2 separate regions of the Homo sapiens genome follow, and region 1 is linked to region 2. Evidence: read pairs that join two places in POLR2A ChIA-PET (ENCODE). Cell type or tissue: GM12878. All regions are shown on one strand. Each heading gives the region's core, and the rest is flanking DNA. Links, peaks and the distances in the headings are about the cores only. Region 1 holds the start of LOC105372379 (a long non-coding RNA gene). Region 2 holds the start of ZBTB32 (zinc finger and BTB domain containing 32).

What was found. ChIA-PET counts read pairs that join two places held together with the same protein. Peaks named below come from ENCODE experiments on the same cell type or tissue, not always from the same donor. Only the 100,000 strongest peaks of a DNase experiment are listed, where the experiment ranks them.
Region 1: POLR2A ChIA-PET joins it to region 2 with 6 read pairs; 1 of 35 experiments calls an interaction of 5 or more read pairs at or near these places.

What each region holds. Positions count from the first base shown.
Region 1 is chr19:35,198,344-35,213,688 of GRCh38, forward strand. It overlaps LOC105372379 (a long non-coding RNA gene), which reads left to right and starts at 6,778. Exons shown (of 3, transcript XR_935938.2): 1 at 6,778-6,933; 2 at 7,810-8,049. RefSeq lists enhancers at 4,739-5,256, 5,257-5,774, 5,775-6,292, 7,268-7,437, 13,334-14,145. In GM12878, for the core only: no CTCF peak of the experiment used is centred there; DNase peaks (open chromatin) are centred at 7,088 and 8,248; H3K4me3 peaks cover 1,318 bases; H3K27ac peaks cover 3,037 bases.
Region 2 is chr19:35,696,591-35,711,935 of GRCh38, forward strand. ZBTB32 (zinc finger and BTB domain containing 32) reads left to right here and starts at 7,968. Exons shown (of 7, transcript NM_014383.3): 1 at 7,968-8,033. RefSeq lists enhancers at 5,508-5,747, 14,550-15,019. In GM12878, for the core only: no CTCF peak of the experiment used is centred there; a DNase peak (open chromatin) is centred at 5,881; H3K4me3 peaks cover 1,822 bases; H3K27ac peaks cover 1,542 bases.

The DNA.
Region 1 (15,345 bases), core at 3,126-11,125, 500 kb before region 2:
TGTGTTTTGCCCCATGATAAAGGACCCTGGCTCCACCAGGATACCCACACCACCAAGGTTGGAGGCAACAAGAACTGAAATGGGGCTGGGCGCAGTGGCTCATGCCTGTAATCCCAGCACTTTGGGAGTCCAAGGTGGGAGGATCACTTGAAGCCAGGAATTTGAGACCAGCCTGGGAAACACAGCAAGACCCCATTTCTACAAAAAATTTTGAAAAATTAGCCAGGTGTGGTTGTGCACACCTGGCATCCCAGCTGTTTGGGAGGCTGAGGCAGGAGGATTGCTTGAGCTCGGGAGGTCAAGGCTACGGTGAGCTATGATCATGCCACTGCACTCCAGTGTAGGTGACAGACTGTAATCCTGTCTCAAAAATATAAAAAATAAAATAAATAAAATTTACAAAAGAACTCACATGGGGTTTGGTTTGTCCTTGTGGACTCCGGCTTATGCATGTTGGTTCCATCTTGTTCTTTGCTCTCCCCAACCTTTCCTCCATCTTCCCTTCCTGACTTCCTGCACCTATGGGGTTCAGTTCCAGCATCTGACTCAAAGATAACAACCTGACAGAGACCATTTAGCCAGCTCCCTAAATTGCATAAGATCAAATCCAGTAACAAGTCCTTTTGTAGCAGCTAATCAGTCTATAGGTATATCTTAGTGGTGCTTCAGCCCCCCACCTGTGATTCAATCCTGACTGATCCAGGCACCAAATTCTAGCCACTTCACAACCAGAGCCTGGAATATGTGTATGACCCCTTAAGAATAGGAGAGCTGGCTGGAGGAGAGCTTCTGTTATTATCTGACTGAAGTCTCAATTAAAAAAAGAAATGCAAGGATGGAATTTCACAGGAAAGTAGAAGAACCCCAGACAGGAGGGCTGCAAAGAGAAGGCTGTTGGAGGGAGGCTGAGAAGAGAAAAAGGGAGCAGGAGAGAGTAGCTTGCACTTCAGACACCTCCTTTTCCAAGCCTAGGGGGGGCAAGAAAGGTGGGTAAAGTCACATCCTTGAGCCCTCCAAGAAGAGATCTGCATGACTATAGGCGACATATGTTGCTGCACCCTGCTTAGCTACCATTTTCTCCTCTTTGGGTCACAGCACTCCTGTTTTCCTTTAGGGCGCACTTCTACCCATGTTCAGCCCCTATGATTTAAGTAAGATGCGATCCCCTCTCCAAGCTCTAGAAATGGACATATGTCCCAGGCCTGGGAAATGGGAATCTATGTAACCCTGGTGACTGTTCTTGGTTCTGGGACAGATTCATGGTCACACTGAACTGAGACCCAATTCTAGGACGTTTGCTGATCCTCTGTCTGGGTTGCTCAGATGGTAGAATGTGAACCTGGAGCTGCTGGTGGCCACTGTTTCCCCCAGAAGGGAGGAGTCAGTTTGAGAATGAGGTCAACACAGAGGCACATTGAACTGGCAGAAGGGACAGGGAGACACTCCTCATGTCATCCTTTGAGCACCTGGATACAACTATGTCTGAAGCTAAATATAGCTGGACTTTTTAGTTATGTGTACCATTAAGTTCCATCTTTGTCATTGTTATTGTTGTCTTTCTAATTAAGTCAATTTGAAATCGGGGTTCTGGCACTAGCAACAGAGTAAAAACTAATAAACTGACCTTTCAGTAAAAGAATTTGTTAACGCCCATCTCATATCTCAGGTGTGTTTGATTTGGGGGAAGAGCAGGGAGGCTGGAAATACTATTACCGATGGTAGCTAACTTTGTCGAGGACTTACTATGCACCAGATGCTCTTCAAACACTATACACATTGTACCTTATAATCCTCAAAACAACCCTATGAGGTGGCTACTAAAATTGCCCCCCGTTTTATTTATTTATTTTTTGAGACAGAGTCTCACTCTTGTCGCCCAGGCTGGACTGCAGTGGTGCGATCTTGGCTCTTTGCAACCTCTGCCTCCCGGGTTCAAGTGATTCTCCTTCCTCAGCCTCCTGAGTAGCTGGGATTATAGGCACCCGCCACCATGCCCGGCTAATTTTGTATTTTTAGTAGAGACGGGATTTCACCATGTTGGCCAGGCTAGTCTCAAACTCCTGACCTCAAGTGATCTGCCCGCCTCGGCCTCCCAAAGTGCTGGGATTACAGGTGTGAGCCTCCGTGCCCAGCTGCCCCCAGTTTTAGATGATCAGTTTAGTTTAGATCAGAGAGCTTAGGCAGCCACCTCAAGGTTATACAACAAGCAAGAAGCATTGTTAGGAAGGGAGTGTCCACCGCTTCCTGACAATAGTGGCTGAGATGACTTCCCGGGCATGGGAATGGGAGAGGGAGACATTGAATCCCCCAATTTGGACCCGTCCAGGTTATCTAAGCACAACCTCTTGCAATGCTGAATGGGAGGGGTCCTGCCTCTGGCTAGTCAGGAAAGACCTTCTTTATTTTGGGCTAGAAGTGCCCCCTCATAATTGCCACCTAACAGTCCTCCTGCCCTCTGTGGTCACAGGTAAGTGGAGCTCTGTTTCTCTCACTGTAAGACTAGCAGATGCTAGAAGCAGCTGTGCCCTTTCACCGCCAACCCCTGGTTTCTTCGATTGTTACTTGGAGGCTTTCCTGGCTGCCCTCAAAGTATCTTCTTGGTGTGGGCTGATTAGCTCCCACCTTAATTACCTCCTGACATCACCTCAAAGCTCACTTTAGGCTGAAGAAAAACTATAAAGTAAATGCTTCTTATTTTACTGCCAGTGAAATGATGAGCTTTTCAGTGCTGTGGATTTTTTTTTTTCTTATCATGTTCACGTCTGACCTTTCAGAGGCTGACTTCTAAAATGCAGGTTAGCAAAAGTCATGTCAGGAGGAGATGGAGATGTCTCCTCTCCTCTGCATCTGTGAAGAGGACAGTGAGTGCAATCTGCACCATAAATCTAGTTTGCAGAATCCGATAGGACGAGGTGTAAAAGAGGGCATGGCAATGCGGGAGTAGCTTTGTGAGAATTGCTCTTTGCATAAAAACCAGAGGCCTCGTGCTGCCTCAGATCCCGCGTGGCCGGGATGCTCACATCTGCAGCCTGGTATCTCCATCTCTCACTCTGCTGCTACATCCTCTCCACTCCAGCTATGCTGTGCAGACTCACCATCCTCTCTCAGCACTGGTCTTTTGTACACACTATTCCTTCTCATTGAAATACTGTTCCCCGCATTCTTTGTCTAGTTAAATCCCCTCATCCTTTAAGTCTCTGCTCAAACTTCGTGTCCTTGGAGAAGCCTTGTTCGAATTCCTTCTGTTATCTTCTCTCATGAATTCCTATACTTCTCCTTCATAGCAGGTGTATAGAACATAGCACACATAAGGCACGTGTTTATATGTGTTTTTGTGGTTGAGTAAAGTGTGCCCCCGTCCTTTTAGGACAGCCTGTGCCAGGGCAGGGACCAGGTCTTGGTCACTGCTGACTAGCAGTGTGCTCATAAAGGTTTGACAACCCTTGTAGGGGCTGGGGGATGCTGACTTATAGAGTTGCTGATTCCGTAGTATAAATCTTCCACCACGACTGATTTCAAGCTACCAATGTGAGTTCAACCATAACTCCTGAAAAACTTAACAAAGGGCTCTTGTGAGTTGGGATAAACTGGCTTCAGCACATAATATGGTTTGGCTGTGTCCCCACCTAAATCTCATCTTGAATTGTAGTTCCCATAATCCCCATGTGTCAGGGGGAGGAACGCAGTGGGAGGTAACTGAATCATGGAGGAGGTTACCCTCATGCTGTTCTCATGATAGCGAGTGTGTTCTCATGAGATTTGATGGTTTTATAAGGGGCTTTTCCCCCTTTGGCTCAGCACTTCTCTCTCTTGCACCAGGTGAAGAAGAACATGTTTGCTTTCCCTTCCACCATGATTGTAAGTTTCCTGAGGTCTCCCTAGCCATGCTGAACTGTGAGTCAATTAAACCTCTTTTCTTTATAAATTACCCAGTCTCCGGTACGTCTTTTTTTTTTTTTTTTTTTTTTTGAGAGAGAGTCTCGCTCTGTTGCCCAGGCTGGAATGCAGTGGCGCAATCTCAGCTCACTGCAAGCTCCGCCTCCCAGGTTCATGCCATTCTCCTTCCTCAGCCTCCCGAGTAGCTGGGACTACAGGCATCCGCCACCATGCCCGTCTAATTTTTTGTATTTTTAGTAGAGACAGGGTTTCACAATGTTAGCCAGGATGGTCTCGGTCTCCTGATCTCATGATCTTCCCGCCTCGGCCTCCCCGAGGATTACAGGCGTGAGCCACTGCACCCAGCCTTCAGGTATGTCTTTATTAGCAGTGTGAGAACAGATTAATACAGCACGCCACTGCTGCTGACCCTCCAACACCTGGTACAGATTTGTGGAATGAATGAATGAAGTTAGGCCCAGAAAGCAGAGCCTCCTCTGCCTGTGCCTATCCATGGTATACTCTCCATCTGTCTGCTGTAGAAATTAGCTTTAAGCAAAAGTACAGCATTTTCTATCAAGTAAAATACATTCAGTGTAATGCAAAGGAATATTCTATGAGTAAAACTTTCCCATTTTCCCCTGGTGTTAAAACATACTTTCTAGTGTGTAATTAGAGCTTTGCATGCTGTGAGTAGTGACTCGTTAGTGGTTCATGAGATCAATTTAGAAGGTCCTAACCAGCAATTTTTTTCTGAAATGGAATTAAGTAGAAGAAAAAAGAAATTTCAGAGTATCAGAGTTTGTCTCCAGCCTTAAGTAAGTGTTACTTTGGTAAACTCTTATTGTGAGTGTGTATTGTTGACAGAAAAGCCAAACTTTGTGAAATATTTAAAGAGGTTTATTCTGAGCCTATAAGAGTGGCCATGGCCTGGGGTACAGTCTCAAGAGATCCTGAGAACATGTGCCTGAGGGGGTCAGGTTACAGTTTGGTTTTATACATTTTAGGGAGACAGGAGTTACAGGCAAAGACATAAATCAATACACGGAAGGTGTACATTGGTTCAGCCTAAAGAGGTGGGATATCTTGAGTCAGAGGGTGGGGAACAGGGCTTACAGGCGGATTCAAAGACTTTCTGATTGCCATTTGGTTGGAAGAGTTAAGCTTTGCCTAAAGACTGAAGAAGTCCTTAGAAAAGAATGCTTGAGCTAACATAAGGGGTTGTAGAAGACAAGGCCCTTGTTATGCAGATGAAGTCTCCTAAGTGGCAGCGCTCAGAGAACATGTGACCAGGGTCAGCTTGGAATTTGGGATCTGATTGCCATAAAGAGTCTACTCTGTCAGTCCTGTGATCTGTATTTTAATGTTAATGTTGGTCAGTTGGGCCTAAACTCCAGAAGGGAGGGGCTAGAATGAGGCATGTGCACCTCCCATTTCTTCATGGCTAGAATTCAGTTGTTCAGATGTCTCTGGGGTCCCTTTGGCCCAGAAGGGGGTCCACTTAGTTAGTTGGGGGGCTCAGGATTTTATTTTTGGTTCAAAGTATATATTCTAGGTTGTGATGTCAAATGACTCTCTTACAGTTAACAACAAAAGTGTGAAAGCTACTGTGGTTGATAGCAATATCCTTTGGTTTAGTAGCTTTGTTTTATTTTCCATGTTATTACTTGGAAATTCTTTTCCCCTGGACCCTCCTAAGTCTCTGTCTCCTATCCCCCAGAGACCTAAAGGGTGAAGACACTGAGCTTCCAGATTTGAGGGCAGGAGAGTCCTAGTGAGGCCTGGCTTGGAGGCCAGGGAACTTCCTATTCCAGTCTGCAATGTTACCCTTCAATCTCCAGCTCCCCTGGCTGTTGGTGCCCACCCCAGAGTTGTGGAAGCCCTTTCAGTCTAGCTGCCCCACTTGGTGACAGCATGGGCAGGGCAGGACAGGGAGCATCATGGGGTTCATGCTTTCTGCCGTCCAGCCTCCCTACATGCAGGGCGATGGCCCCTAGCTGACCCTTGAGAGCTGAGGGGAGGCTAGGAAGAGGGTTAAAGGCGAAGCCAGACCCAGGCCATTACTGAAGTCACATGGCCTGCCAGGAAACCCCTGTCTATATTGTAGCTGGTTGAACTAATTATATTATAAATACTTTTCCATTTTCTGCCTAGAACCATGCTCTAGACATCTGCATGAGGTCATTAAACCTGCACCACAGCCATGCACACACACGTGTGTGTGTGTGTGTGTGTGTAAAAGACAGACATGAGGTATAGAAGAGCAATATAGAGGTCTCCATATTATGGGGGAACAGACAGTCCCAGAGCAGGGAGGTCACTTGAACAGGGTCACAGAGGCAGGAGGCCACGAACCTGGCTGGACACTGCAGGGCCAAGCAGGTAAACACTGTGCCTGACTCGCACCCAGACTTCGCAACAACCCTAGAATATTCATAAGTCAGTAATAATAGTGTTACAGGAAAGGAGTCCCGATCCAGACCCCAAGAGAGGGTTCTTGGATTCCCACAAGAGAGAATTCAGGGCAGGTCCATAAAGTGAAAGCAAGTTTATTAGGAAAATAAAGGAATAAAGAATGGCTACTCCATAGACAGAGCAGCCCCGAGGACTGCTGGTTGCCCATTTTTATGGTTATTTCTTGATGATATGCTACACAAGGGGTGGATTATTCATTTCTCCCCTTTTTAGACCATAGAGGGTAACTTCCCGACATCGCCATGGTATTTGTAAACTGTCATGGCGCTGGTGGGAGTGTAGCAGTGAGGACGACCAGAGGTCACTCTCGTGGCCATCTTGGTTTTGATGGGTATTATCTGGCTTCTTTATTGCATCCTGTTTTATCAGCAAGGTCTTTATGACCTGCATCTTGTGTTGACCTCCTATCTCACCCTGTGACTCAGAATGCCTTAACCATCTGGGGATGCAGCCCAGTAAGTCTCAGCCTCATTTTACCTGGCCCCTACTCAAGATGGGGTTGCTCTGGTTCAAACGCCTCTGACAGGGTGACAACTGTGACCACAACAGATTCACAAACATGACATTTTCAGAGAGAGGAAGGTATGCAGGGTGGTGTGATTTGGAAGAGGCTGTGGGCGTAGAGGGATGGGTAATTCAGTTGGGGTGGTCAGGGAGGGCTGCTTGGTGGAGGGGACTCTTGGCTGAGACCTGAGGGCTGTGAAGTTCTTAGAGAAGGGTGTTCCAGGCAGAGGGAACAGCAAGCACAAAGGCCTGAGACGAGAGCTAGCTTGGTATGCAAGAGGAACAGAAAAGAGGAAGTGAGAGTAAGGCGGGGGAGGGAAGGGGCAGGGAATGGAGGCTGTGGAGAGGGGAGGGTTTCCAGGCAGCCCAGGACCCTCAAGGAGAGAAACGTTGGATGTAGTCTCCCAGGTAGGGTCCATCTGGCCCTTCCTCCTGGCTCCTGCGGAGTCCGAGTGGCTCTTTCCCTCCTTCCCTCCTCTCCCCTCCTCCTTCTCTCCCTCTCCATTTTCCCTGCAAGGTCTGCAGCCCAACTCCAGCTCTCCCATTACTACAGGGGCTGGTGGGTCCTTCTGAGCAAGAAGATGGGGCTCTTTGTCTACAGTGTCTGTCTATAGTCATTCACCCACTCATTCATTTAATCATTCACTCATTCATTCATTCATTTAGCCACTCATTTGTCAAATATTGATTTTTCTCAGGTGTTTTGCCCTCACAGGTCCTGCCGCCTAAAACACTGACTTCTTATCTCTCAAGGCTTTGCTTTCAACACTGTCTCTTCCAAGACCTCTCCCTGACCACTCCCAACTTACTAAACCCCTATCACCCTGTTAGCTTTTGAATGCTCTTCATGGTAAAACAGGACAGGTTGATGCTCTCCGGGGCTCTCTCTACACACAAGAGAGAGATTAGCCTGACGGGCATTCGTTTACCCTTCTCATTTTCTTTGGGAACCAGCCTCCCCTGCTCTTAGTCTATGTGATTCGGACACAGCCAACTACATTTCCCAGATCCAGAAATGAACACGCCATTCCAAGTAAAGCCAATGAGAGACAGCTGCAGGACTTTTGCTGGAACTATTGGGAAAGTGGTGTTTCTTTTTCTGCTATGGTTACTTATCTGCTATGCTCTAAGCCTGGAACTGCTGGAGGTCATCTTTGCTGCATGAAAATGAAGTCAATATTGAGGACAGCAGAGGTGAGAGGGAGAGAGGCATAATCCTGAGTGTATTGCAGGGGCACCTGGATCCAGCCATACCTGAAATCCGAGACTTTCCATTCTAAGAACCAATACATTCTCTTTGTACTTAAGCTAGTTTGGGTTTTAATCACTTGTGCCAGAAGGCCTGATTGATAATAAAACCTCAAAGATAAGCAGGCAGTCAAGCTTAGGTACTTTCCTTTTAAGAGATGCGGGCAGGTGCTTCCTTCTCTCAGAAACCACTCCTCCTCTAGGACCTTCTATTCTAAGAAGCCTGGGTGTTTGAGGTTCGTTCATCCTGAGGCATAAAAACAAGATCAAAGTGCCAGGCCAGACGGAGGCAGAGTGTCTACAGAAGCAGCCGTGCAACTAGCAGCAGGAATTGGGAATCTGCATTATTAATAAGCAAGCCCATTTTCCTTTACTTCTTTGTAAGCAGAGCCTTAATTTTATTAGCCTGTTTATTAGCTCTGACCATGTGTTCAGAAAAAGTACCCTCAGCCTCTGAGTGATCTAAGCCAGGCATAGTTCTCCTGTCTTCTTGTTGGTGATTGGTTCTGGAAAAGGCTGGGACACACTCCTGGCCAAGGAGAAGTCACAGCAGTGACTGACTTGGAGGGGGAGTCTGCTGGGGGCTGGCTAGTGGAAGGCATCTGGGGTAAAATGTTTTTGCTCTTAAAAAGTACTGTAGGAGGCCAGGCATGTTGACTCAGGCCTGTAATCCCAGCACTTTGGGAGGCCAAGATGGGCAGATCACTTGAGGTCAGGAGTTCGAGACCAGCCTGGACAACATGATGAAACCCCATTTCTATTTTTAAAAATACAAAAATTAGCTGGGCATGGTGGTGTGCACCTGTAGTCCCAGCTACTCAGGAAGCTGAGGCAGGAGAATCACTTGAACCTGGGAGGCGGAGGTTGCAGTGAGTGGACATTGCACCACTACACTCCAGCCTGGGTGACAGAGTGAGACTTCATCTCAAAAGAAAAAGAAAAGTACTGTAGGAGGCCAGGTGTGGTGGCTCACACCTGTAATCCCAGCATTTTGGGAGGCCAAGGCAGGAGGATCGCTTGAGCCCAGGAGTTCGAGACCAGCCTGAGCAACATAGCAAGACCCCATCTCCAAAAAAATTTTAAAAAGATACACAAAATTTGCCAGGCGTGGCGGTGTGTGCCTGTATTCCTGGCTACTAAGGAAGCTGAGGAGGGAGAATCACCTGAACCTGGGAGATCAAGGCTGCAGTGAGTCATAATCACACCACTGCACTCCAGCCTGTGTGACACAGCGAGATCCTATCTCAAAAAAAGAAAAAAATAATAATGTAAGAGAAATAAACTTTTTCTTTTCCTCGCAGAGAGAATGTGGCAGTGTGAGGAGGCATTTGCTGGCTTAAGCTGGGCTCTCAAACTCTTAGTCTAGAGCAGAGTTCTAACAGCATCACGTGTTTTTGCTTTCTCTTTCATCCACGTTGAAGAAGAGGGGGTAGTAAAAATATTCCTCTGGTTTAACAAAAAATTCACAAATATTTATCCTTTTCAGAATCTACATGCAATTTAAGTATTAGTCCCAGAATCACAGATGCTGGAATGTTAAAGTTTCTTTGACAAGACATACTGATGATCTCTGAAGTCCCTGCGGCCTGCAAAGAATATTTGCAAACAGAGTTTTATGATGCTGAGGATGATTCTGAAGCCACAGAGAAAGACATCATTTTTCTTCTTTTCTTTCTGCAATTTCTTTCATTAGCACTTCGGAGCACCTATAGTCGCCATGAGTTGAAATCTCATGAGTTAGTAGTAAGAGCAGAATCAGAGAGGCTAAACACTGAAAATACAGAAAGGAAATGGGTAGAGTAGGATTTTAGCAAGAGGAAGTATACGGTTGTGATGCTTTGCACCTATAGGAAATGATGGCTGGGGCTGTGGCAGCCACGTTACCACCGTGAGGGATGACATTGCCCACATGCTGAGGAGCCTGAGTCTATAAGAACATCATTCAACTGATGCATTGACCCCTGGAGAACCTCCCCGCCTTTGGGGGACCAGCAGTTCTGTAAAATAATACGTGTCCTTATTGCTTTTTTTTTTTGAGATGGAGTCTGGCTCTGTCCCCCAGGCGGGAGTGCAGTGGCGCGATCTCGGCTCACTGCAAGATCCACCTCCTGAGTTCACGCCATTCTCCTGCCTCAGCCTCCCGAGTAGCTGGGACTACAGGCGACCGCCACCATGCCTAGTTATTTTTTTGGATTTTTAGTAGAGACGGGGTTTCACCGTGTTAGCCAGGATGATCTCAATCTCCTGAGTTCACGCCATTCTCCTGCCTCAGCCTCCCGAGTAGCTGGGACTACAGGCGACCGCCACCATGCCTAGTTATTTTTTTGGATTTTTAGTAGAGACGGGGTTTCACCGTGTTAGCCAGGATGATCTCAATCTCCTGACCTCGCGATCTGCCTGCCTCGGCCTCCCAAAGTGCTGGGATTACAGGCACGAGCCACTGTGCCTGGCATCCTTATTGTTTTAAGATGTTTGGAATTTATTCTTCTCTTACTTGCAGCCAACAGCATCCTACATGAGGCAGCCAGGGTAAGTGGTCCACATACAATGGGTGAACAAGTGCTTATCCAGGAATTGAAAGAGCCTGGCTCATTCAGTGCTAGGACCAGAGCCCTCAGTGGACATTGTCCCACCTTTCAGCACTGAGGATGCCTCCTCCCCTCCAAGCCAGTCATTGCTGTATGTGATCATGTTAATTAGGTATCCATATTCCACAGGAGGGAGCAACGAGGTTTTCTTTTTTTTTTTTAAGATGGAGTCTTGCTCTGTTGCCCAGGCTGGAGTAAAGTGGTGCCATCTCAGCTCACTACAACCTCCTGGTTCCAGCAATTCTCCTGCCTCAGCCTCCCAGGTAGTTAAGATTACAGGTGCCCACTACCACATTGGGCTAAGTTTTGTATTTTTAGTAGAGATGGGGTTTCACTATGTTGGCCAGGCTGGTCTCAAACTCCTGACCTCAAGCTATCCGCCCACCTTGGCCTCCCAAAGTGCTGGGATTACAGGCATGAGCCACCACGCCTGGCCGCAATGAGGTATTTTTTTGTTTTTTTGTTTTTGTTTTTGTTTTTTTTCAATTCTAGCCGCCAATCACAAAATTTAACTAAGGTCCCTCCCAGCACACACCTGTCATCCATCCTGAAAATTTAAAGTAAAGGTATAAAAATATCAAAACCATGATTGCCTTTGGGGATGGAGTGGAGGTGGGGATTATCTGGGAAGGGGCATAAGGGGATTTTGCAGGGGTCACGGAGATGTTCTTTATCTTAACAGGGGCTTGTAGTCTAAAGCAGAAGCGTATACTTATTACATAAGTGCATTCATTGGTCAAAACTCAGCAAATGGAGATGGGAACAGTGGCTCATGCCTGTAATCTCAGCTACTGAGGAGGCTGATGCATGGGGATCACTTGAGGCCAGGAGGTCAAGACCAGTCTGTGCAACACAGAAAGACCTTATCTCTTTTAAAAAAAAAATTGTTTTAATTCCCCAGGCATAGAACTCACCCTGTGGAGAAAAAAAAAAAAAATTAGCCAGGCGTGGTGGCATATTTCTGTAGTACCAGTTACTTTCAAGGCTGAGGCAGAAGGATCGCTTGAGCCCAGGAGGTCAAGGCTGCAGTAAACTATGATCACACCACTGCACTCCAGTCTGGGGTACAGAGTGGGAGCGCATCTCTAAATAATAATGACAATACTAAGAAATTCAGCAAATGGATGTTTCATATGTGTGCATTTCATTGCATGCAAATTTATAAAATCTCAAAGATAACTGCAAACATTGAACTCCAGTTGGTGATATGAATCCTGAAATGTTTAAGGGTAAAGAGTACTGATGTCTGCTTTAAAATTCTTTAACCTTCTTTAAAAATACATTTTTAAAAAATCAGATGACTTGATAGAGGAATGGACTGATAGATATGTAATAAAGTAAATACAGAAAAATGTTAACAATTGTAGAATCTAGATGATGGGGCCAGGTGCGGTGGCTCACGCCTGTAATCCCAGCACTTTGGGAAGCTGAGGCAGGTGGATCGATCACCTGAGGTCAGGAGTTTGAGACCAGCCTGGCCAACATGGTGAAACACCATCTCTACCAAAAATACAAAAATTAGCCAGGCGTGACAGCGCATGCTTGTAATCCCAGCTACTCAGGAGAATCACTTGAACCCGGGAGGCAGAGGTTGCAGTGATCTGAGATCATATCACTGCACTCCAGCCCGGGTGACAGAGTGAGACTCCGTGTCAAAAAATAAAATAAAATAAAATAAAATAAAATAAAAGTGATGATGATCATAGTTATGAACAACAGTGAGAGTTCACACACTGCCTGTACTGTGGGCAAAGCCCGTTCTCAGTGCTTCGTGTGAATGAATTTGTTCACTCCTCACTACAACCTTCTGAGATAGATACTGTTATTCTCATTCACAGATGTGGACCCTGAGACCAGGGAGGTTGCGTGGCATCATTACATCAGAAGGGGAGTGGTCTGAATCCACTCCTCCCCTTCCAGGGCAGGAAGTCAACAGAGAAGGGCTCTGTGGTAACGTTGACAATCACAAATCAGTGGCATAAACATCTCCTTAAGACATGCAGAGGCAGCTGGGCGTGGTGGCCCACGCCTGTAATCCCACCATGTGGGAGGCCAACGTGGGAGGATCACTTGAGGTTAGGAGTTTGAGACCAGCCTGGGCCACATAGTGAGACCCTGTCTCTACAAAAAAAAAAAAATTAAAAATTAGGTGGGCACGGTGGCTCATGCCTGTAATCCCAGCACTTTGGGAGGCTGAGGCAGGTGGATCACCTGAGGTCAGGAGTTCGAGACCAGCCTGGACAACGTGGTGAAATCCTGTCTTTATTAAAAATACAAAAATTAACCAGGCATGGTGGCAGGTACCTGTAATCCCAGTTACTCAGGAAGCTGAGACAGGAGAATCGCTTGAACCATGGGAGACAGAGATTGCAGTGAGCCGAGATCGCGCCAGTGCACTCCAGCCTGGACGACAAGAGCGAAACTCTGTCTCAATGAAAAAATAAATAAATAAATAAAATTAAAAATTAGCAGGGCATGGTGGTGCATGCCTGTAGTCCTAGCTACTCAGGAGGCTGAGGTGGGAGGATTGTTTGAGCCCAGGAGTTCAAGGCTTCAGTGAGCTATGATTGCACAACTGCACTCCAGCCTGGGCAACAGAACAAGACCCTGTCTCTGAAAAAAAAAAAAAAATGTGGAAATTGTGAGAGACACATGACAACAGAAATGTGACTACTGCTTGCCTCTGGAGGAAGGAAGAGGTGGTGGAGGAGAGATAGGTGGCTGGACACTGTGGCAACACCAGCATACCAGGGGCTGGGAGTGGGGGGCAGTCAGGACATGAGGCCAGAAGCTGTGAATCTTGGAATCTGCAGAGTGCCCCTTATGAGACCCCAAGCATTCATGTAAGCGTCCATGCCCCCACTGATGATATCTGGGCAGAGAGGCAATAAAATCAGAGTTGTTGATCAAGATTTGGAGGCTGCGGTTGGAGGCCGGACATCCTGCCTGCAGGGCAGGCTTCAGCTTGGAAGCTTGCGGCCCAGAACAGTCCCCGTGGGCACACCCAGGCAGAGGGTTTTGCTAGGTGTCTGACCCAGCTTCCAAAGCCAGGGTCTAATAACAACAGCGCCACCAACAACAGGAAACATTTGTGACGCACATGCTGCCAAAGCACTGTTCTAAGCACTCCTTACAGTTTAATCCTCCCAACAATAAGAATGAGGTAGGTACCAGTGCTAACCCCATTTTACATAGGGGGAAACTTAGGCACAGAGAGGAGACCCCATGAAAGGCAATGGGGACACCTCCAGGAACCTCCCACCAAAAAAGATCACTGCAGAGTAAGGACAAATCGAACATCAGATTTCCTCAAGGGTGGGCACTTTCTCGATGCATTTCTGGTGCCCTCTTTTGGATTTCAGCCTCAGTGGCCACAACACCACGGGTGTCAGTGACAGGAGCAAACCAAATGCACTGGGGACTCAGCTGGGAGGAGCCGCCCTGGCATTCCCACCATGTCCGTGAAATGGGGGGAATCGTGGTATGTACTTGAGAATCAACAGAGGCTGGGCGAGGAAGACTTGGGATACTTGTGAGCCCATTCTAACATCAGCAATTGCTAATATCATGTTTATTGCCTTGAATAAAAGAGATGAAGAAATAAAGGAAAAAGAGGAAAGGAAGGGGGAAAGGAATGAAGAAAGGAGAGACAAGAAATAAAGCATTTTAGGCCGGGCCTGGGGGCTCACACCTGTAATCTCAGTACTTGGGAAGACTGAGGTGGGCATATCACTTGAGGTCAGGAGTTCAAGACCAGCCTGGCCAACATGGCAAAACCCCATCTCTACTAAAAATACAAAAACTAGGCCGGGCACGGTGTCTCACGCCTATAATCCCAGCACTTTGGGAGGCCGAGGCAGGCGGATCACGAGGTCAGGAGATCGAGACCATCCTGGCTAACACAATGAAACTCCACCTCTACTGAAAAAAAAATACGAAAAAAGTTAGCCGGGCGTGGTGGCATGCACCTGTAGTCCCAGCTCCTCGGGAGGCTGAGGCAGGAGAATAGCGTGAACCCGGGAAGAGGAGCTTGCAGTGAGCCAAGATCACACCACTGCACTCCAGCCTGGGCAACAGAGCAAGACTCTGTCTCAAAAAAAAAAATGCAAAAACTAGCTGGGCATCGTAATGCACACCTGTAATCCCAGCTACTGGGGAGGCTGAGACAGGAGAATCACTTGAACCCAGGAGGTGGAGGTTGCAGTGAGCCAAGGTCGCACCACTGCACTCCAGCCTGGGCAACACAGCAAGACTCCATCTCAAAAGAAAAAAAAAAGAAAAGTATTTTAATATCAAAGAAGAAGGAAGAGGGCCAGAAAGAAGAGATAGGGCTGAAAAAAGAAGGCAGGAAACAAGCAGAATGTTTCCAAAGAGTCCCATGAACTATTCAGAAAACAGTTGTTTTGTTTTGTTTTGTTTTGAGACGGAGTCTTGCTCTGTCACCCAGGCAGGAGTGCAGTGGCATGATCTCGGCTCACTGCAACCCCACCTCCTGGGTTCAAGTGATTCTTCTGCCTCAGCCTCCTGAGTAGCTGGGATTATAGGTACACGCCACCATGCCCAGCTAATTTTTGTATTTTTAGTAGAGACGGGGTTTCAACATATTGGCCAGGCTGGTCTCAAACTCCTGACCTCATGATCCACTCACTTTGGC
Region 2 (15,345 bases), core at 2,504-10,503:
CCAATCTCAGCTCACTACAACCTCTGCCTCCTAGGTTCAAGCGATTCTTGTGCCTCAGCCTCCTGAGTAGCTGGGATTACAGGCGCCCGCCACCATGCCCGGCTAATTTTTGTATTTTTAGTAGAGATGGGGTTTTGCCATGCTGGCCAGGCTGGCCTCCAACTCCTGACCTCAAGTGATTAGCCAACCTTGGCCTCCCAAAGTGCTGGGATTACAGGTGTGAGCCACTGCGCCTGGCCAGGAGTTTAATAAATATTTGAGTGAAAGTAAGTTTCTTGACCTTGACGCATGGGCCCTAGAGAGCTAGAAGACCTGAATTCTAAGCTTCATTCCTGTGCAACTGTGGACACTGAGCCTCAAATGTAATCATGGTCTGGGGTTTTTCCAGAGATCAAAGCTTGGGGAAAGTCCTTTGTTCTCTGAAAGGTACAGGGTTATTTTCACATCTGTTATGAACACTCGTGCCGTTGAGCTGAGCTCCTGAGTCTTAGTCAGCTGCCTGGCTCCAGGTGGACTTCCTGCTGTACCTCAGATATACTAAGCTCACTCCTGCCTTGGGGCTTTTGCGCTTGCTACTGCTTCTGGGAACACACTGCCCCCAGGCTTTCCCATGATCCCTTAATTTTCAGGGTCTACACCACAGCCAAGGCAGATGACACTGATTGCAAGGAAACAACTCGGTTACAGGGCATTGGGGAACAGAAGAAATGCCACTATTCGGCTCACGCCTGTAATCCCAGCACTTTAGGAGGCCGAGGTAGGTGGATCACAAGGTCAAAAGATCGAGACCATCCTGGCCAACATGGCGAAAACCCGTCTCTACTAAATATACAAAAATTAGCTGGGCGTGGTGGCCCGCGCCTGTAGTCCCAGCTACTCAGGAGGCTGAGGCAGGAAAATCGCTTGAACCCAGGAGGCAGAGGTTGCAGTGAGCCGAGATCGCGCCACTGCACTCCAGCCTGGAGGGCAGACTCCATCTCAAAAAAAAAAAGAAGAAGAAATACCACTGCTCTATTAGTTCATTTAATCCCCTCAATGACTTTGAGAGGTACACACTTTTTTTCTTTTTTTTTGAGACAGGTTCTCACTCTGTCACCCAAGCTGGAGTGCAGTGTTGCAATCATGGCTCACTGTAGCTTCTACCTCCTGGGCTCAGGTGATCCTCTTACCTCAGCCTCCCCAGTAGTTGGGATTACAAGTGTGTGCCACCACACCTGGCTAATTTTTGTATTTTTTGTAGCCATGGGGATTCGCCATGTTGCACAACCTGGTCTTGAACTCCTGAGTCCAAGCAATCCTCTCACCTCAGCCTCCCAAAGTGCTGGGATTACACATGTGAGCTACCACGACCGGGAGTATGTACCTTTTTTTTTTTTTTGAGATGACGTCTCGCTCCGTCACCCAGGCTGGAGTGCAGTGGTGCAATCTCAGTTCACTGCAACCTCCCCCTCCCAGGTTCAAGCGATCCTCCTGCCTCAGCCTCCCGAGTAGCTGGGATTACAGGTGCCTGCCACCACACCCAGCTAATTTTTGTATTTTTAGTAGAGATGGGGTTTCACCGTGTTGGCCAGGCTGGTCTTGAACTCTTGACCTCAGGTGATCTGCCTGCCTCGTTCTCCCAAAGCGCTGGGATTACAGGCATGAGCCACTGCACTCAGCCACTCAGCCCTTTTTTTTTTTTTTTTTTTTTTTTGAGACATAGTCTCACTCTGTTGCCCTGGCTGGAGTGCAGTGGCATGATCTCAGCTCACTGCAACCTCTGCCACCTGGGTTCAAGCGATTCTCACGCCTCAGCCTCCCGAGTAGCTGGGATTACAGGCTTGTATTTTTAGTAGAGACAGGGATTCACCATGTCGGCCAAGCTGGTCTCGAACTCCTGACCTCAGGTGATCCGCCCACCTCGGCTTCCCAAAGTGCTGGAATTACAGGTGTGAGCCACCATGCCTGGCCAATATGTACTATTAATATGCCCATTTATGATATGACCATTTAATATGCCCAGATGAAGAGATTAAGGCCCAGAGGGGTTAAGCAATTTGCCAAAGGTCTCACAACTAGTAAATAACAGGGCCAGGATATGATGCAGACAGTTTGGATCCAGCATTCAGCTACCTAGGCTGCAAGGCTCTCTGCTTCTCAGTGTACAGTTAAGCTTAGTTAGTGTAGGATCTGGCATGGGGAGTTGCTCAATAAGCAACTGAAGGCAGGGGCTTTTTATTTATTTTTCTACTTCTTTCAGACATTTAACTCTCCAAATCTTACAGTCCAACCCCCCAAGCCAAGCCAACAACCCTTCCTATACCATCTTGCCAGAGCCCAGGGTCCCTCACTCCATCTTCTCATGCCTTCCTGGCCCATAAAAAGGATTCAATAATTTGTAGTAATTAGCTGGGCATGTTGGCATGTGCCTGTAGTCCCAGCTCCTCAGAAGGCTGAGGCAGGAGGATCGCCGAGGCTAGGAGTTTGAGGCCACAGTGTGCTACGATCGCACCTGTGAATAGCCACTGCACTCCAGCCTGGGCAACACAGCAAGACCCCATCTCTAAAAAAACAAAACACAGGAAACCTGTATTGTAGACCAGCTTATTAAAACAGAAAGAAAATAACCAGGTGTGGTGGCACATGCCTGTAATCCCAGCTACTCGGGAGGCTGAGACAGGAGAATCGCTTGAACCTGTGAGGCAGAGGTTGCAGTGAGCCGAGATCGTGCCATTGCACTCTAGCCTGGGCAACAGAGTAAGACTCTGTCTCAAAAAAAAAAAAAAGGAAAAAATATGAATAATAAAAAATTGTAGCAATTATCACTAGGGCTTCTCAGTGAGAATCAGTGAGAAACTCCAAAGGTTCTGAGGCTGTAAAGTATATTCCCAACCACCTTTAGGGTCAAAGTTGGGACAAGATGAACTAACTGTAAATAAGGCTTGTTGAGTGAGAGGACTTCTCAACCAATCCAACCCAGGATCTACCAGACAAGCACTTCCTGAAGGTAATGTGGTTCAGGGGTGATCTCCTGGGTCAGGCAGATCTGGGTCTGAATTCCAGCTTCGGTTACTCCTCAGGGAGTAACCGAAGCTGGATCCGCCCGCCTTGGCCTCCCAAAGTGCTGGGATTACAGGTGTGAGCCATCAAGCACCCAGCCGGTTTTTTTTTTTTTTTTTTTTTTGAGATGGAGTCTTGCTGTGTCTCCCAGGCTGGAGTGCAGTGGCGCAATCTCAGTTCACTGCAACCTCTGCCTCCCGGGTTCAAGCGATTCTCCTACCTCAGCCTCCTGAGTAGCTGGGATTATAGGCATGCGCCACCATGCCCAGATAACTTTTGTATTTTTGGTAAAGATGGGGTTTCACCACGTTGGTCAGGCTGGTCTCGAACTCCTGACCTTATGACCCACCCGCCTTGGCCTCCCAAAGTGATTGGATTACAGGCGTGAGCCATCATGCCCGGCCTCGTTTCTTCATCTTTCAAATAGGAAAAACACAGTGTGAGGTGTGATGAAGAACTCAGGCTTGGATTCAGGTCTTGCATCATTCTACTCCTTGCTCAGCCATGGACTAGCTGTGTGAGCTGAGATGAGGAGCTTCACCTCTGTGAGCCTTGGCTGCCTATTCCAATGCGTGTTGGCGTCATTCTGTTTCCTATAGTGGCTGGGGATTCCCTGGGACCATGTGTGTCTGCACTGTGGTCACTGTAGTTGGCAGGATGGAGGCAGTGTATAAAAATGTTTAGGAGCTTAGGCTCTGGAGTCAGACTGCAACAGGCCTAGTTCAAATTCCAGCTCTGACAATTACTCCCAGTGAGATCTTAGGAAAATCAGTTTCTTCTCTGAACCTGTTTTTGTTTTTTTGTTTTGTTTTGTTTGAGACGGAGTCTTGCTCTGTTGCCCAGGCTTGAGTGCAGTGGCGCGATCTCGGCTCACTGCAACCTCTGCCAGGTTCAAGTGATTCTCCTGCCTCAGCCTCCCCAGTAGCTGGGATCACAGGCATGTGCCACCATGCCCAGCTAATTTTTTTTGTATTTTTAGTAGAGACAGGGTTTCACCATGTTGGCCAGGCTGGTCTCGAACTCCTGGCCTCAAAGGATCCACCCGCCTCATCCTCCCAAAGTGCTGGGATTACAGGCATGAGCCACTGTGCCAGGCCAAACCTCAGTTTTTGTATCTGTCAAATGAGAATAATAACAGTAAATATCCGATAGAGTTTACTATGAAGAGTCAATCTGATGATGTAGGTAAAGCACTTAAAACTGGTCTGGGGCCTGGCACAGTGGCTCGTGCCTGTAATCCCAGTACTTTGGGAGTCCAAAGCAGGAGGATCCCTTGAGCCCAGGAGTTTAAGTCCAGCCTGAGCAACATAGTGAGACCATCTCTACAAAATAATAATAATAAATAATAAATTAATTAATTAGTGATGCATGGTGTTGTGCACCTGTAGTCCCAGCGACTTGGGAGGCTAATGTGGGAGGATCCTTTGACCCCAGGAGGTCAAGGCTGCAGTGAGCCATGATCCTGCCACTGTGCTCTAGCCTGGGCAAGAGAGCAAGACCCTATCTCAAAAAAAAAAAAAAAAGCAAAGATATTATGAGACTGATTTTTTAAATACCTTTCTCTAGGCCAGGTGCAGTAGCTCACGCCTGTAATCCCAGCACTATGTGAGGCCGAGGCAGGAGGATCACTTGAAGTCAGGAGTTCGAGACCAGCCTGGCCAACATGGTGAAACCCCGTCTCTACTAAAAATACAAAAATTAGCCGGGCATGGTGGCAGGTGGCTGTAATCCCAGCTACTCGGGAGGCTGAGACAGGAGGATGGCTTGAACCCCGGGAGGTGGAGATTGCAGAGAGCTGAGATCGCACAACTGCACTCCAGCCTGGGCGACAGAGCAAGACTCTGTCTCAAAAATAAATAAATAAATAAATAAATAAATAAAATACCTTTTTGTACATGTCAGTCCATTTTCCCAAAACCAGGGCCAATGTGATCAGACCCCATCCCCATCTACAAAATCAATCCTACTTAATCATAGTGTAGCTTGAAGGTTGGGCTCTCACCACAGCAGGGTTCGAGTTCCAGCAATGCCCGTAACTGCTGCGGGACCCTAAATAAACGACTTCACCTCTTTGACCCTCAGAGGTTAACCTGGCATAGTAATCGCCTCCCTCACGGGGTTATTTAGGTTTCAACGAGTTGATGCACAAGCGTGGCACATGGAAAGGGCTCGGTAAACACGAGGTGCTATTACTCCCACCACAGTGCCAGTCCTTCTCCCTTTTTTACTTTATTTTTTATTTTTATTTTTTGAGATGGAGTCTTGCTCTGTCGCCCAGGCTGGAGCGTAGTGGCGCCATCTCCGCTCACTGTAACTTCCGCCTCTCGGGTTCAAGCAATTCACCTGCCTGGGCCTCCCGAGTAGCTGGGGTTACAGGCATCCCCCACCACGCCCGGCTAATTTTTGTATTTTTAGTAGAGACGGGGTTTCACCATATTGGTCAGGCTGGTCTCGAACTCCTGACCTCAGGTGATCTGCCCGCCTTAGCCTCCCAAAGTGCTGGGATTACAGGCGTGAGCCACCACGTCCGGCCCCTTCCCCCATTTTAGCGGTTTCGCTCCCTATCGGGGCCAGGGACGCCTCAGGCTGTCTCGGTCAGGACCTACAGCTCCGGTTGTTGTCCCAGGCTCTTCCGCGAGGTGCTCTCCTGTCTCCTGACCACCCCCATTCCTCCCCACTCCAGCTCCTCAGCGAGCGGCTGCGAAGGACGCGCACAACAACACTCCGCGCAGCGGGAAGGTACCGAACTCGCATCGCAGCCTGAAACTGCTCAACTAAGCTCCCGCCCCGCTGCTCTCTGGTCAATCTAAAGCGAAGACGAGCCTTAGGGCCAATCAGAAGCGACAGCGGTGGAGTCATGCCCGCCTGCTTGAGGCGCCCTGGCGTCTCATTGGCTATGCTTGAGAACGAATCCCAGGCTAAGCCACTTAGAAAGGAGCGGAGCCAGCCAATCAGCGGTGCAACCGCCGCGGGGGCCGGGCCAGAAGCCCCGCAGACAAGCACCTCGGGAGACTGGCGAGGGGCGAGCTCGCAGCTTGTTAGCCCCGAAGCCCTGCCCAGGGGGAAACCCTGCTGGAGGGAGTCTAACCCCCGGGCCAGTTAATGTTGGGGCAGCGCAATCGGCCGTTCCCTCTGCGGTATGGTTGGAGGTGGGAGTGCTGACACGTCCGCGCGCAGTTACTCCTGGCTGAGCATACAGTCGAGGTGGCAGTGGGAATTGGAAGTGCAAGTGTCACGCTGCCAATCACGGGGCAAGGCACTGCCCCCCTCTTGTGTCTTTCCTGTCCCTGTACACTTCCAGGCTTCCAGGCGAGGCAGAGTGAGCTGTGCCAGCAATCGTGGTGGAGTGGGACAAGAGAGAAAAGGGAGCTGTTCACAGGCACCGAAGCCTGGCTGGCTCTTTTTTTTTTTGAGACGCCGTCTCGCTCTGTCTCCCAGGCTGGAGTGCAGTGGCGCGATATAGGCTCCCTGCAATCTCCGCCTCCCGGGGTTCAAGCGATTCCCCTGCCTCAGCCTGCCGAGTAGCTGGAATTACAGGCGCCCGCCACCACGCTCAGCTAATTTTTGTATTTTTAGTAGAGACGGGGTTTCACCATGTTGGTCATGCTGATCTCGAACTCCTGACCCCAGGTGATCCGCCCTCCTCGGCCTCCCAAAGTGCTGGGTTTTCAGGCGTGAGCCACCGTGCCCTGCCTGGCTGGCTCTTTTATTTTATTTTTATTTATTTATTAGAGACAGGGCCTCACTGTGTCGCCCAGGCTGCAGTGCAGTGGTGTGATCATAGCTCACTGCAGCCTCGACCTCCTGGGCTCAAGCGATCCTACTACCACCTGGACCTCTCAAAGCCCTGGGATTACGGGCATGAGCCACCGTGCCTGGCCTTGGCTTGCTCTTACGGGCCTCCCAGCCAATCAGGTGTGGCGGCAGCCTACACACCCCCTACACACCTCACAGATGGTAAAGGGTTGAGAGAAAGGTGACAGGGTTTGCAAATGGGAGCTACTTAGGGTGGCAAAATAGAAGCAAGAAAGGCAGGTCAGGCACGGTGTCTCACGGCTGTAGTTCCAGAATTTTGGGAGGCCCAGGTGGAAGGATTGCTTGAGCCCAGGAGTTCGAGGCTGCAGTGAGCTATGATTGCACCATTGCACCCCAGCACCGGCAACAGAGGGAGACCCCGTTCATAAAATAAAAATGAAATAATAATTTTTTAAAAAGCCGGGCGTGGTGGCTCACGCCTGTAATCCCAGCACTTTGGGAGGCCGAGGCGAGTGGATCACGAGGTCAGGAGATCGAGACCATCCTGGCTAACATGGTGAAACCCCATCTCTACTAAATGTACAAAAAATTAGCCGGGCGTGATGGCGGGCGCCTGTAGTCCCAGCTACTTGGGAGGCTAAGGCAGGAGAATGGTGTGAGCCCGGGAGTCGGAGCTTGCAGTGAGCAGAGATCGCGCCACTGCACTCCAGCCTGGGCGACAGAGCGAGACTCTGTCTCAAAAAAAAAAAAAAAAAAAAGGACAGTAGTACTCCTGAGCACTTGCTGAGGGAGCCTCCAGGGCTGTTCAGGTGAAGGAGAATCAGGGTCCAGTCTCTTCGTGGAGAGAGTGGGAAAAGGCAGACTCCACAGCAGATCAACGCTGGGGCCCGGCTGGAAATCAATGAAATCTCAGCCTAAGAGGCCTGAAGCCTATGGACCAATGAGACTCAAGGCTCTGCCCCTTCACAGCCAATCAGCTGCGGGTCCGAGGCAGACGCGCGGGAGTGGCGCTGTCCTAGGTGCCTCCCAGGCTGCCCAGCGTGCTCAGCTGGCCTGAGCGGGAGAATGCGGCCCGCGCTGCAGCCAATCAGCGTCCGCCTCAGGATCCAGGGGTGACCACGTGCGGGAGCGTTGCGTCCCTGGCCTCGCTCCATTCCCCACTTTTAACGGTCACTCGGCCTTAAGCCGTCCTGGGTGTATGTGAGGCTGAAAGGGAAGGAGGAACAGGGTCTGGGCCGGTGAGTGCCATAGTTTTTCTTACTTTACTTTCTTGGGCTTGGGCCCGGCCCAGGCAAATCTGGGGTATGGGGGCTTGACTGGACCTCGTTGATGATTGGGAAGTGCGGGTTGAGGGCTTTAGCCCTTGGGGCTTTCCTCTGCCTTTGAGAGGCTGGAAATGCAGCCTCCTGGCCACCTTTAGGCCTAGGTTTGGCAGAGGCTAAGCCAGCTTGCTCTCTGAGTTGGTCCACGGCCCCCGAGGCCAGCCTGAGTAGGAAGGGTGTTGTGGGGAAGTTGGAGGTCCTTAACTCTGCATGAGGTATGGCCTCCGGACAATGAGAGCTTATCAAGGGTCTCTGGACTGAGCCTGGATCCGGTGACTGAAAGGAGAGGCCTGTGGATCTCCAAAGGTTATGCAGGGGCTGGGCGCGGTGGCTCACGCCTGTAATCCCAGCACTTTGGGAGGCTGAGGCAGGTGGATCATTTGAGGTCAGGAGTTTGAGACCAGCCTGGCCAACATGGAGAAACCCTGTCTCTACGGGGTTTCTAAAAAAAATTACCTGGGCGTGGTGGCACACGTCCGTAATCCCAGCTACTCAGAAAGCTGAGGCAGGAGAATCGCTTGAACTCATTGAACTCAGGAGATGAACGTTGCAGTGAGCTGAGATCACGCCATTGCACTCCAGCCTGGGCGACAGAATGAGACCCTGTCTCAAGAAAAAAAATGAAAAGAAAAAAAAAGTTATGTAGGAAGTCACTGGCCAAGAGATGAAACTAGTGTGCACATGAAGGTTTCCTGGGGTCTTTGGAGCCAGCCTGGGCTGGGAGTGAATGTTCTGGACTCCAGGTTGAGATGTTCTTGGCAGATTTCCCAGTATGGAGTCCAGGTTGGATGATGTGGCCAAGAGGTTAGGCCAGTAATCCTCTGGAGATTCTAGGGAGAAGGATTCTGAATCCCAGCCGAGCTGTTTGCGCTGGATGAAGTATTATTGCCTTGTGGTGGCTCTGTACAGAACTGGGATTGGGTGGCCAGGCGTGGTGGCTCACACCTGTAATCCCAGCACTTTGGGAGGCTGAGGTGGGTGGATCACCAGGTCAGGAGCTCGAGACCAGCCTGACCAACATGGTGAAACCCTGTCTCTACTAAAAATACAAAAATTAGCCAGGTGTGGTGGCAGGTGCCTGTAATCCCAGCTACTCAGGAGTCTGAGGCAGGAGAATCCCTTGAACCCACGAGGCGGAGGTTGCAGTGAGCAGAGATCGCACCACTGCACTCCAGCCTGGGCAACAGAGCAATGCTCTGTCTCAAAAAAAAAAAATTAATTAAAAAAAAAAAAAAGCAGGGCCAGGCGTGGGGGCTCACATCTATAATCCCAGCACTTTGAGAGGCCAAGGCGGGCGGATTACCTGAGGTCAGAAGTTTGAGACCAGCATGACCAACATGGAGAAACCCCATCTCTACTAAAAATACAAAATTAGCTGGGCGTGGTGGCACATGCCTGTAATCCCAGCTACTAGGGAGGCTGAGGCAGGAGAATCGCTTGTACCTGGGAGGCGGAGGTTGCGGTGAGCCGAGATCGTGCCATTGCACTCCAGCCTGGGCAACAAGAGCGAAACTCCATCTCAAAAAAAAAAAAAAAACTGGAATTGGGTCATGTCTGGAGCTTTTCATTCTCCCTGTCCCACTCTTTCCCATGCCTGTTCTGATAATTCCTAGAAGATGAAGATATCAGGCTGTAGGTGCGGGGCAGGTGCATGGGGAGGATGAACATCGTAGTGGAGCACAGGAAGAGGTGTGTGAGATATTCTCCTCTTTAGGAAATCACCCAGGTTTTTGGCAGGGCGTGGTGGCTCACACCTGTAATCCTAGCACTTTGGGAGGCCGAGGCAGGTGGATCACCTGAGGTCAGGAGTTCAAGACCAGCCTGGCCAACGTGGTGAAACCCCATCTCTACTAAAAATGCAAAAAATTAGCCGGGCATGGTAGATGCCTGTAATCCCAGCTACTTAGGAGCCTGAGGTAGGAGAATCACTTGAACCCAGGAGGCAGAGGTTGCAGTGAGCCGAGATCGCGCCACTGCACTCCAGCCTGGGCAACAAGGGCAAAACTCTGTCTCAAAAATAAATAAGTAAATAACATAAAGGAAATCACCCAGGTTGTCTTTACTGATGATCTTTTTTATACTCATGGGGCAGGGTGTTGATACCTAGTTTCATTCAGCTGTTCAGTGGTATTTATGCTTTCGGAGTGCCTTCAGTACACCCAGAGTTCTTTAACCAGGGGTGAGGGTGCAAGGAGTGGCTTATGAGTGGACTTCAAGGAAGTCTAACCCCGAAACCAGTTAATATTGGGGCAGCTCAATTGGCCATTCCCTCTATGGTGTGGTGGGGGCCCGGGGTGCTGGCACATGAAGTGTGCAGTTAATCCCAGCTCGGCAGACAGCCACCAAGCATGATGGCACATGCCTGTAATCCCAGCTACTCAGGAGGCTGAGATAGGGGGATGACTTGAGCCCAGGATGTCAAGACTGCAGTGAGCCATGATTGTGCCACTGCACTCCAGGCTGGGTGACAGAGCAAGACTGTGTCTCTAAAAAAAAAAAAAAAAAAAAAGAACAATTAATGGTATGCATGTATATTATGAGGAGGGGAGGGTAAAGAATAAGCTAGACGATAGTTAACCTCTCCAGCCATGAGGCTCAGAGTAATCTGTCAATCTCTTGTCATGCATTCATATGCCAAGTGGTATAAGTGTCTACCATTTTCTTTTTTTTTTTTTTTTTCGAGATGGAGTCTTAGCTCTGTTACCAGGCTGGAGTGCAGTGGTGTGATCTTGGCTCACTGCAACCTCCGCCTCCCGGGTTTAAGCAATTCTCCTGCCTCAGCCTCCCAAGTAGCTGGGATTACAGGCACGTGCCACCACGCCCAGCTAATTTTTGTATTTTTAGTAGAGACGGCATTTCACCATGTTGGCCAGGACGGTCTCTATCTCTTCACCTTGTGATCCGCCCACCTCGGCCTCCCAAAGTGCTGGGATTACAGGCGTGAGCCACCGCACCCGGCCTGTGTCTACCATTTTCTAATGTCAACAATTGGTCCCAGGCTGGGTGGCTCACACTTGTAATCCCTGCACTCTGGGAGGCTGAGGCGGGTGGATCACTTGAGGTCAGAAGTTTGAGACCAGCCTGGCCAACATGGTAAAACCTCATCTCTACTAAAAATACAAAAATTAGCCGGGTGTCGTGGTGCGTGCCTGTAGTCCCAGCTACTCAGGAGGCTGAGGCAGGAGAATCTCTTGAACCTGGGAGGCAGAGGTTGCACTGAGCCAAGATCGTGCCACTGCACTCCAGTCTGGGTGACAGAAGGAGACTCTGTCTCAATAAAAAGAAGAGTTAGTCCCATGGGTGACATTCTGAACCTGATGGTGACTCCCTAAGAGATTTAGAACCATTGGAATAAAGTAGGTTCCTATATTATTTATGGGGCCTGGGCAAGATGACAGAGACTCCCTCGTCTCTTCCCATGCCTGGTGTTGGCCCATACTTCAAGGTGTCTCACATTCTAGCCTGCACATCCAAGCTCAGTCTACAAATCCCTTACACAAAATCAGGGTCTAGCGTGTGTGTACATCAGTCAGAGTCCACTCTCATGAATACAGGCCTGGGGTTGAGTCCTGTGTAGGGGGCCTCAGAGTCATTTGGTCCAGGAAATCCAGGGTGCTGAGTTCTCAGAGCATGGTCCAGAAGTGAGGTGGGAGCTCACAGTTCCGGGTAGGCACTTTCTAGATGCCTTTTGACTCAGCCTATGCGAAGGGATACAGCCAGAGGAGGTCCAAATGGGACCCTTTGCCCAGGTTTAAGTCAACACTAGTATTCTGTACTGGTCTTGAAACAGCCCCTGTGAGGAAATTGAGGGTCTTGGAAGACTTAGCTCCATATGAGTGCTGAAGAGAAGGGCCATTCACTGTGAAGGGATGCAGTGAAACCTGTTTTCCAACTTCTAGTCTAGTTCTTTTTCCAGTTAATCCACAAAGTGTGTGCTATGAAGGGGCTAGATTCAGCTCACCTGGGTATGACTATAGCTGGTTCTTGGATCATATAGAGCACAAATTTAAGGGAAAAAGGGAACTAATTCACTCCTTGTGGTGACTCTTTTCTGGAAGTCTTGGATGTACTTAACCAGAAAGACGGAACATCTTTTTTTTCTTTTTTCTTTTTTCTTTTTTTTTTTTTGAGACAGAGTTTCGCTCTTGTTGCTCAGGCTAGAGTGCAATGGCGCGATCTCGGCTCACCGCAACCTCCACCTCCCGGGTTGAAGCGATTCTCCTGCCTCAGCCTCTCGAGTAGCTGGAATTACAGGCATGTGCCGCCACGCCCAGCTAATTTTTTTTATTTTTTGTAGAGACAGGGTTTCTCCATGTTGGTCAGGCTGGTCTTGAACTCCCGACCTCAGATGATCCGCTTGCCTCCACCTCCCAGAGTGCTGGGATTACAGGTGTGAGCCACTGCGCCTGGCGAAAGAGTAAACATACTTAAAGTTCATGTAAGATTTGGATAATCGCTCTTAATCTATATAAAATGCTGTGGGGAATTTAACCACCTTCATTTGTGGAAAGAGATGGGTTCACGGGAAGAGTGGCGAGTTCACAGAATTTTTCTAAATTGAATCTTGTTCAACTTGGCTTGGGAAGAGGGCTTGATATTTAAAATAAGTGAAATAGAGGGAGAACTTTTTCACAAAACAAATGATCATCCCTCCCATTGGTCTATTCTGATGGTTTGATTTTAATTATAATATTTAAGGAGAATTGGTATTTGTGTTGCTGTGTTGACATTGTTACATCAAGCTGGGTTGTGCCTCAAGAAGTTCATGATACAAGGATTTCTGGGAAGCTTTGACTTTGCAGCCAGGGTGTGCCCCGAGCCCCTTGCACATTTTTCCCTTAGTGTCCCATTGGTCAAGTCTACCAGTAAGAATAAGAACTATCAGATTTCAGGCCAGGCGTGGTGCCTCATGCCTGTATCACAGCATTTTGGGATGCCAAGGCGGGCAGATCATGAGGTCAGGAGTTCGAGACCAGCCTGGCCAACATGGTGAAACCCTGTCTCTACTAAAAATACAAAAAATTAGCCGGGTTTGGTGATGCACACCTGTGATCCCAGCTACTCGGGAGGCTGAGGCAGGAGAATCACTTGAACCCAGGAGGCGGAGGTTACAGTGAGCCGAGATTGCGCCACTGCACTCCAGCCTGGGCAATAGAGCAAGACTCTGTCTCAAAAAAAAAAAAATCAGATTTCAAATTTTATTCAGTAATACGAGTATTAGGCCGGGCATGTAGGCTCACGCCTGTAATCCCAGCACTTTGTGAAGCCGAGGTGGGTGGATCACCTGACATCAAGAATTTGAGACCAGCCTGGCCAACATGGTGAAACACCATCTCTAATAAAAATACAAAAAATTAGTCAGGCATGGTAGCAGTTGCCTGTAATCCCAGCTACTTGGGAGGCTGAGGCAGGAGAATTGCTTGAACCGGGAGGCGGAGGTTGCAGTGAGCCAAGATAGCGCCATTGTACTCCAGCCTGGGCAACAAGAGTGAAACTCTGTCTCAAAAAAAAAAAGAAAGTAATATAAGTATTAAAAAGGACTGAGAGGCTGATATCATATTGCCTTTTATCACATACTCCCCTTCCAATCATGCCCTACCTAATCTCTCTACCTGCTCTACCCTCTGGCAGGACACAGGCTTGTGTCTGCATAACCTGTTGTTTCTTTGCTCTTTCCAGAGAGACAACTGCAGATGATTCCTACCGAGTCAGCCCAGGAAGAGGAAGGGGGGGCAAGGTTTTTGAGTCTAGGGAGGGGGAGTACTTTTAAGAACAGCAACAGACCAGGCATGGTGGCTCACACCTGTAATCCCAGCAGTGGATCACCTGAGGTTAGGAGTTCGAGACCAGCCTGGCTAACATGGTGAAACCCCATCTCTACTAAAAATACAAAAAAATTAGCCGGGTGTGATGGTGCATGCCCGTAACCCCAGATACTTGGAAGGCTGAGGCACAAGAGTCGCTTGAACCCAGAGGCAGAGGTTGCAGTGAGCCGAGATGGCGCCACTGCACTCCAGCTTGGGTGACAGAACAAGACTCTGTCTCAAAATAAAAACAAAACAGCACCAGCAGTGTCCCTACTCTTCCAAGTCAAAGTGCTGTCTGCTTCTGCCATCTGTGCTCAGTGCAGGATGGCTTGGGTTGCACTGTCAAGAATGCAGGAAGAGGCTAGAGAAGTGCTCAGGGTGTCATCAGCATAAGGGTTGCAGTGCAAAGGGCCCTGGAGATAATTCTAGGAGGCGGTCTCTAAGGGGATATCCTTAGGTGGGGTTCCCCATTCTTGGGGGCTTTTGTTCACTGAAAGGGGAGTTCCCTTGCCCCTCCTCCCTTTTAGGTTCCCCGAAAGCCCACTGATGCTCCCTGTCAACTATATTTGGCTTACACAGAATGCTGCCCTTTGAGCAGTCTCCAACTCTCTCGATCATCAATGAGCAAACCAGCGGGGGAGCTGAGTCACAAGCACATGATGTGGGGCTGGAAAGCGAGGGGGCCACACTCAGAGGGGTGACCATGTAATCGTCCAGACCCCTGTACCTTTCCTCATCCCTGGGGCTAGTCCCTCAGGGCTTTCCGCACTCCTTCCTTGTCTTGAGGGACTCTGTATTTCTGTGTTGGAGGAAGGGTGTTTCCCTCTGCGTACATACATATCAGAGGGACTGATGCTTTATGTGTCTTTTATATGGGTGTGGTGGTGTGAGGAATTGGAAAGCTCAGAAATGGAAAATAGTTAACGTTCAGAGTAGCAGATGAACACAGCTCTCACATTTGCATTTTCCCTTTCGTTCTGACTCATCTTCCCCTCTCCCCACCCTGTTGCCCCTCCACCAGCCTCACCCATTGACACACCCTGTCTGATCTAGGAAGGGTTAACATGTGCCTGCACCCATGTGGAGGGAAGGCGTGGTAGGCCTGGAAAGAGAGAGTGGGAGGCTGGTCTGAACATTCGAGGGTCCTGGAGCCAAAGGAAGAAACGGGAGCTTAGGGACAGTATTTGCATCTAGGAGGGGACAAGGACTCTTAGATCCTTCCCCCTTAAGAGAAGCCTATGGGAGGCCGGGCGCAATCCCAGCACTTTGGGAGGCCGAGGTGGGTGGCTCACTTGACATCAGGAATTCGAGACCAGCCTGGCCAACATGGCGAAACCCTGTCACTACTAAAAGTACAAAAATTAGCCGGGCGTGGTGGCGGGCGCCTGTAATCCCAGCTACTCGGGAGGCTGAGGCAGGAG